Linked DNA regions of Homo sapiens: region 1 is linked to region 2. A link is a contact called in ENCODE Hi-C or POLR2A ChIA-PET data. All regions are on one chromosome and are shown on one strand. The core of a region is the stretch at or near the end of the contact, and the rest is flanking DNA. Distances in the headings are between cores, read along the strand shown.

Region 1 (3,881 bases), core at 762-3,261, 39 kb before region 2:
CTTTCACTGCCATCTGGACATGCTCACAGGTATAAACATTTTTTTTTTCATGAAGAGGTCCAGAGAATACACATTGCATCAGTAGGCCTCCTGAATGACAAACAAAGCCATCTCATATGTTGGGACAGCTATAATCACATCAGAGTTGATATAACATAGGTCTGTCTCTAATGGCATTGCTTCCAGACAAGGTCAAATTAAATGTTCAATTTAGACATTCTTCAGCTTTGTCAGGCAAGCAATGTGAATTAGAAAGAGGTATGGAGAGGGAGGTAGAAAGAGGCTGTCACTATGATATGGAAGACCACTGAGTTTTGCCCAAGTATAAATATGCTACCTTAAAGAGTCAAGAAGAGACCATTCACGCCTCACTAGCAATTCTCTAGGTGGAAGACCAAAAGAAAGGATTCTTTCCCTTGGCTTGGCAAAATAAGACTGGGACTTACTTCATTCAAAGGCATTTTTATGGTCTTCATAAACAAACATTACAGATGAAATTCTTAACATATTTATAAGAACATAGACTTTGTACTTGTTTGGGGGTGGCAGAGGGGAGAATGTGACAAGGGCTCTATTATGTTTTCCTGTAAACAAAGTTGCCATGAACTTGGAATTCGATCATATCCAGCTTTAAATTTTATTCTTCAATGTGTCTACTGTTTTGCTTGGACGTATTACTGCCCTTTGGCATAAAACTTTTAAATAATTTACTAAAATTTTTTTAGTAATTTTTCTACTCTTACAGATATAAGTAGTTGACATCTCTGTCAATTTTTTTCAGGTATGAGGTCTTTTACATGTCTCTAGTTCATTCATACACACATAGGGACAGAAGCAAAATATAGAATTCCTGCCATACTCAGCTATATAACAACAACAGAATTCTCCCCATGAACTAAGACTTTTCATTGAAAGAGATGAAGGAGAGAAATCTTAGGCAAACAACAACAACAACAACAAAACAGATAATAAGCCAGGCACAGTGGCTCATGCCTGTAAACCCAGCACTTTGGAAGGCAGAGGCAGGCAGATCACAAGGTCAAGAGATCAAGACCATGCTGGCCAATATGGTGAAATTCCATCTCTACTAAAAATACAAAAATCAGCTGGGTGTGGTGGTGCACACCTGTAGTCTCAGCTACTTGGGAGGCTGAGGCAGGAGAATCACTTGAACCTGGGAGGCGGAGGTTGCAGTGAGCCGAGATTGCGTCACTGCACTACAGCCTGGCGACAAAGTGAGACTCTGTCTCAAAAACAACAACTACAACAACAACAACAAAAACAGATACTAATATTCCTAATATGACAAAAAGGGCAACATGAAAGAGCCAAGAACTGTGGGCAGGGAACAAGTAGGTGTCAGTTTTCAGAATTTTGCCATTTGTGAAAAAGATGAGTCTTCTAAAAATCTTTACAGACTGACGAAAGGAGCAGGGAGATGGCCAGGTAAATTTTTACAAAAATTATATCACACCTAATATTTCTGCCACAACCACTGATGAATCTGGTCTGGTCTCAAACATGACTTGGAATGGACCTGGGAAGTTTGTAACAATATACCCCCTTGTCATAATAAGAAGTGGTATTTTTTCCTTGCTTGATGATAAAGCTTTCCAGTTCAGTAAAAATCTTTGTTGACCAGATATAAAAATGTTCCTTTCCAGCTGTTAAATTGACCCTGGGCTTTTTCCTCTCCCTCCCTCCTCTGCCTTTTGCCTTTAAAAGTTCAGGATGTCTCAAACAGCAACTGTTACATTCTGTCTAGCAAGCCTGGATTGTGGACAGTGATCTAACCTCCTGGAAAAAACATGGAGTTCACCCAAAAACTGAGAGAGACATTTCTCGCCCCAGCCGCCAGCTCATAGGTTTCAAAGCTCTGGGACAGACCTCATGAACATCTTGGGGCTTTAACGTGTAAGCTGGCAGCGCCAACTCAAACACAGAAAGCACTTCAGCAGGTATAAACAGCAGCCACACACCAGGCCAGGCTCAGAGGAAGGCGGGTGGGGGAAACCAGTCAGCAGCCCTTGCCTGCATCACTCTCCCTCAGCCTTCTGTGTCTGAGGACACACGGAGAAAAATTGGACACACCCCCTTTGGATGACAAATTAAGAGAATCAGAAGTCTCAGACTAAATGATTAAATGAATATAAAAATACCTTTCCTCTTGAAAAGCAAGAGATCTTGCTAGTGTGTACACACACACACACACACACACACACACAGAGAAGCATCTTTGCAGCAGTAACTCACCTATAATCATTTTGAATTGCTTGAAAGCAGCAAAATTAGCCTTTCACAGGAAATGTAGAAAATAAAGACACTTCTTTCTCCTTTGGGGACTTTGCTCCTTTTCTTCTCATATTCTCAGTGTTTGCCCTTTCCTCCGGGCCTACCACACTGTTTTAAGCATGCTTGGCTTTCCATATATTGATATTTATTGCTGGCCTCAGTTTTCAATGCTGACACTGGCACTAAATCTCAGTGCTTCTAGATCAATGTGTCTCATTGTACATTTAGAGAACAAAAGAGAATGTCCCCACCACTGAGGGAGCAGGCCATGAAGCTTATAGGATATAAATTGACTGGACTTACCTGGGAGCACTCCCTCTGCCCTCTGAGATTTTAAAGCAAGACAATTAACCATTACAGGTGCTATTCATTTTCATACAAACCATTTTCTAACAAGAAGGAAGTACATTCCCTTCCCCAAGAGAGTTTGTTGACTAATATAGCTTCTTAGAATATTTATTTTTAAGCTTATATTTCTTTATACTTTTACCCTATTTTGTATTTAGTTGAAGTTCACTTAATAAACTTTTAAAAATAACTTTCAAATTGTTTTTCATTCATTTACTCAACTAGCATTTATTGAGTGCCCACTAAATGCACTACGTTGCTCTTACAGATATAAGTAATTTACATCCCTATCGTCAATAAACACAGCCCCTAATTGGAAAAACGGTCTTTGAAATTATACATTATAAAGTTTGCCATACAAAACCCCTAAATCACTTGAATATTATATTCTCTAATCACCACTAAAATATTTATGGAAGCACATACTGCACTCTGAACTCTTCCCTTAATTTTATGGAGGTACAAGTCACAGAAAGCATGCTCCCTGCTACAAAAGGACTCACAATCTATCCGATTAAGGCATATTTCACCTGTTTCCTGCTTTATACGTTAAAACTAAGACATATATGAAATGAACATCTCTTTAAAAGCCACAGACTCACAATATCATAGACTGTTATACCTAATAACAATTGACAGGGTAGGCATATAGATATATGCCAGCCAAATTCTTAATGATAGAGTGAGATCTCTCCAAATCCATGAAAAACTATGCAGAACAATTCAAAATCATTTTAGTCATAAGCTCTGACTGGAGCTAAGTAGAAGAAATGTGTCCAATTGGTGGTGATTGACTTCTGCTTTTCTAAGTTATGAAAATCCAAAGATGTATAAAGCACTTCATAATGAGTTCATCTGTTTCTATTTTAAATCTTTTTATTAATTTAGTAGAAACTTGACTCTTACATCACTAAGAAGCCATACTTCGAAATAAAGTGATCTTTATATTGGTTTTGAACACTTCTGAATGACTTCTCAAATCTAGATGAAGCTATTTGGCCCTTAAAATAAAAATACTTAGTGTAATGAGATTGTTTCCCTATTCATGGATATATGGAGCTAATTAACTTTATAAAACTATGGAAGAAAGATTTTTTTTCTTTTTGATTTATCTGTAAGTTGAGAAAATTTCAAGCTTAATGGAATCACCCATTTGCTATATCATTGATTTAGTTATATTGTGGATCCAGCTTTAAAAATTCCCTAAGTGTCATTTTAGCAAAATTAAATGCACCATATGA
Region 2 (3,814 bases), core at 371-2,870:
ATAGCTTGGATGCCCAGTGTGCTATGAGTCACTAGCAACTGGCTCCAAAATAACACAAGAATATCTTAGGCTAGCTCATTACTGGAGTATATTGTTTAAAATATTTCCAGAAAAAAATTAAGCAGAAACAGTTACTTAATGGATAAAATGGTATTCATGTAAATTCCTTTTTACAGAATAATCTGGAAATGAGATGCACAAACAACTTGCCAGGGAGTCTGACAATGCTATTCATAACCTTCACTTAGAGATTTTAGGCAAAAATCACAGCTACCTTCAACAGCGTTGATAATAATAACGCTTCATGGGAAGAGTGTGGAATTGCTAAAAACACAACACACTGAAGTCTCAAAAGTTAAGTCTCAAAAGTTTTATAGATTGTGAATATAGGGGTATATTTTGCATCTTCCAAAAGGCCACTTAATGCTTCCTCTAACTTAATTTCTTAAAAAAGAGTCTTTAAACTTCTTACTTTATTAACTTAAACCACTAATGCTCAACCATTTGGTTAATATAGTTATAGGATCTGTACAATATTGATTGTGCATACGCAAATAAGAAACCAAATTTGGGAGCTATTATTCTTTTTTACTTGATTGCTCCATAATAAATGAGGATGGACAAGGCCCTTAACGTTGCAATATGGAAATGCCCTCTTCTGTAACCTGGAAATATTACTTGTCCCCTAATAAATAAGTCCCAAAGATGAAGTACACCTCCTAAAATAAATAAATAAACAAACACATGAGAAAAAGAAAAGCTGTTTAGGATTTGAGGCCAGGACAAGAGCCTTAATAGTATAATACATTGATACTAACCTATAAAGGAAATTTGTGAGTCCCTGCAAAGAAGAGTGAAAACTTAGAAAATAATGAAATGAGACAGCAGGACAGAGACACAGATCTAGGTGTCACTGGCCTTCTCATCCATCCCTTCCTGGAGGTCTGTCCATCCTAGCAAAAGGAGCAGGCCCAGCAGCGTGGTGGTCAGAGCAGGGTCTTGGGGTTCTGAAGCATGGTGGTGCAGAGGTCCAGACAAGGCAAAGCAAAGGAGTGGAGGATCTGTAGCTCAGAACTAGCCCAAGGCAAGTTCTCCACCAAGATCACAGCAAGAACCAAGCAGGCCAAAAGTTAGTAAATTCTAGAATAAGCGAAGAATGCCAGAATCAGAAAGATAACGAAGGGGCCTAGACCAAAGGTGGGAGTAATAATGACCGTTCTAGAATGTGCTTTAGGTGGGTGCAGAGAATGGAGAGGTGCCCTATAGGCTGGGGCAAAAATCTGGCTGTGGTGTGCATTGTTTGGTTTCTTTGTTTTTCTTTTGCTGTTTTGGCAATCACCATTTTGCCACACTTCCTGCCTCTCCCTTGGTTTACACCCTTTATACTTCATCTGTGTGTTACTTAAGTATCCCCATGAGTTTGTACCCCAGGTCTGTATAACACTTGACATGAAAAACAGATTAATCAAATGCACATATGCTATGTTTATAATTCATTTATATGGCTGGGTTAATAATTTAGTAATTTCAGCTAATGGTTTAGAAAAAAGATAAAGTCATAATGCATTTCTTGTTCTGCAGCAGTCAGGCTTCCTTCCTGGAGCCACGCTGTTGGCAGACTGAAACAGGCATGATCTATGCTGTGGGACCACATTCAGTTGATGGTAAAGCCTAGAATAGCGTTATTGGACTTTAATCTAGCAAACTATGCGTGTTTGTTTGTGAAACTTTGACTCCATGACAAAGACTGTATTTGATTTAGGACTTGCTTCAGTGAGGCAATCCTGAGAAAACAAAACTCAAATTACACAGAAGCAAAATAAATACATAAAGAGTGGCTCTCCTAATTTATAAATTAAATGACAAGGAAACCTTTGTATAGTGAGCTATTTACTGGGGGCAAAGACCATGTCTTATTCATATTTTATTTCCCAGCATCTAAGCATCGTGTCTGGCACATGGTAGGCACTCTATAAACGTTCACTGAACTGAACTGAATTGCATCGCTTCATATCCCTACTGCTCGACCCCTTTCATCAGGTTAACAGCTGCACTTAACCTTGGCTCAGCCTTCGCTACCTCAGAAAGACCCTCCCTGACCTCATGTATTTGATCAATTCCCACTAATACTCATAAATATAATATCATGCATTCTCCTTCAAAGCACCCATCACAGCTATAATTTTACACTTACAACCATGTGTCACATGAGTATGTTTTGATCAATGATAGACCATATATGTGACAGTGGTCTCATAAGATTATAGTGAAGCTTTTATACTGTATTTTTACTGTACCTTTTTTATGTTTAGATACACAGATACTTATCATTGTGTTAAAATTGCCTGCAGTATTCAATACAGTAACATGCTGTGCAGGTTTACAGCCTAGGAGCAAAGGCTATACTGTGTAGCTTAGGTGTGTAGTTGGCTATAGCATCTAAGTAAAAACATTATGATGTTCTCACAATGACAAAATTGCCTAATGATTCATTTCTCGGAATGTATCTCCCTTGCTAAAGTGATGCATGGCAGTACTTACAAAGCTATTTGATATAAGCAATACAAACCATAACAAATACATTCCAAGGAGGCAAGGGCTGTGTCTTTTGGTTTTTGTTCATGAGGTAGATATTGTTTTTGTTGGCACTCAGTAAATTTTTGTTAAAGCAATGAAACAAGAACCCATGGTTTCCTCTCATTCTAATAATACTCACAAAGCCTCAAAGAATATGAGATAAATTATCCAGCACATATGCACATTATAGTTGGAGCTAGGAAAGCAAGGTTTTGTGACGCAGAACATCCAGATGGGAAGAAATTGATAAAGAAATGGAAAAACACAAATATCATTCATTATGGTCAGACATTATTCTCCATCCTGGAGTGTATCATGGAAATGTTTGTAGAGAAACGTTTATTCTGCCGGGCACAGTGGCCTGTGCTTGTAATCCCAGCACTTTGGGAGGCTGAGGTTGGAGGTTCACTTGAGGCCAGGAATATGGGACCAGCCTGGACAACATAGCAAGACCTCATCTCTACAAAAAATAAAAATAAAAAATAGGCCGGGCATGGTGTGCATGCCTGTAGTCTTAGCTACTCAAGAGGCTGAGGCAAGAGGATCACTTGTGCTCAGGAGGTCAAGGCTGCAGTGATCTATGACTGCACCACTGCACTCTACCTGGGCAACAGAGCAAGACTCTGTCTCTAAAAAGAGAGAAATGTGTATTCTTTTGTAGACATTGTAGATGTTTTATTAAAACACACACACACATGGCCGGGTGTGGTGGCTCATGCCTGTAATCCCAGCACTTTGAGAGGCTGAGGCAGGTGGATCACAAGGTCAGGAGTTCAAGACCAGCCTGGCCAATATGGTGAAACCCCATCTCTACTAAAAATACAAAAATTAGCCGGGCATGGGGCGGGCACCTGTAGTCCCAGCTACTCAGGAGGCTGAGGCAGGAGAATCGCTTGAACCTGGGAGGCAGAGGTTGCAGTGAGCCAAGATCATGCCACTGCACACCAGCCTGGGTGACAGAGCGAGACTTCTTCTCAAGAAAAAAAAAAACACAAACACACACACACACAACAATCCATTAAGTTTAACCTAAAGAATCTTTTTACTAAAGGTTAAAAACTTTCAAATATGAATTTCATACGGCTCAACGTAATATTTACTCACATGTAAGCAGTTTTTCTATCGCATTGCTCTCTGTACCTTGGGAGTGAAATAGAGAGATACAGATCTAAGTCCAAAACACAATACTAAAAATTATGATATCTGGGGATTAATGAGGTTATTTTTGGTTAAAGAA

What was found. A loop is a pair of places that touch in the nucleus more often than their neighbours do. ChIA-PET counts read pairs that join two places held with the same protein, here RNA polymerase II (POLR2A). Pooled maps may share reads with other maps.
Region 1: a loop to region 2 is called in a map of HepG2, with 6 times the contacts of the local background. The contact joins two enhancer-like sites. A Hi-C loop is called at or near these places in 5 of 168 maps with a recorded cell type or tissue (Caco-2, HepG2, PC-3 and 1 more) and 1 of 50 pooled maps. POLR2A ChIA-PET finds 5 or more read pairs at or near these places in 5 of 52 experiments (BJ, HepG2, PC-9 and 1 more).

What each region holds. Positions count from the first base shown.
Region 1 is chr6:132,018,366-132,022,246 of GRCh38, reverse strand. All of the region lies in intron 2 of CCN2-AS1 (CCN2 antisense RNA 1), which reads right to left. Among named protein-coding and RNA genes, the nearest start is that of CCN2, 69 kb to the right of the region's middle. Within about 2 kb of position 2,011, at least 13 of the 41 ENCODE cell types and tissues checked have a DNase peak (open chromatin) inside an H3K27ac peak, as active enhancers do.
Region 2 is chr6:131,979,022-131,982,835 of GRCh38, reverse strand. All of the region lies in intron 2 of CCN2-AS1 (CCN2 antisense RNA 1), which reads right to left. Among named protein-coding and RNA genes, the nearest start is that of CCN2, 30 kb to the right of the region's middle. Within about 2 kb of position 1,620, at least 4 of the 41 ENCODE cell types and tissues checked have a DNase peak (open chromatin) inside an H3K27ac peak, as active enhancers do.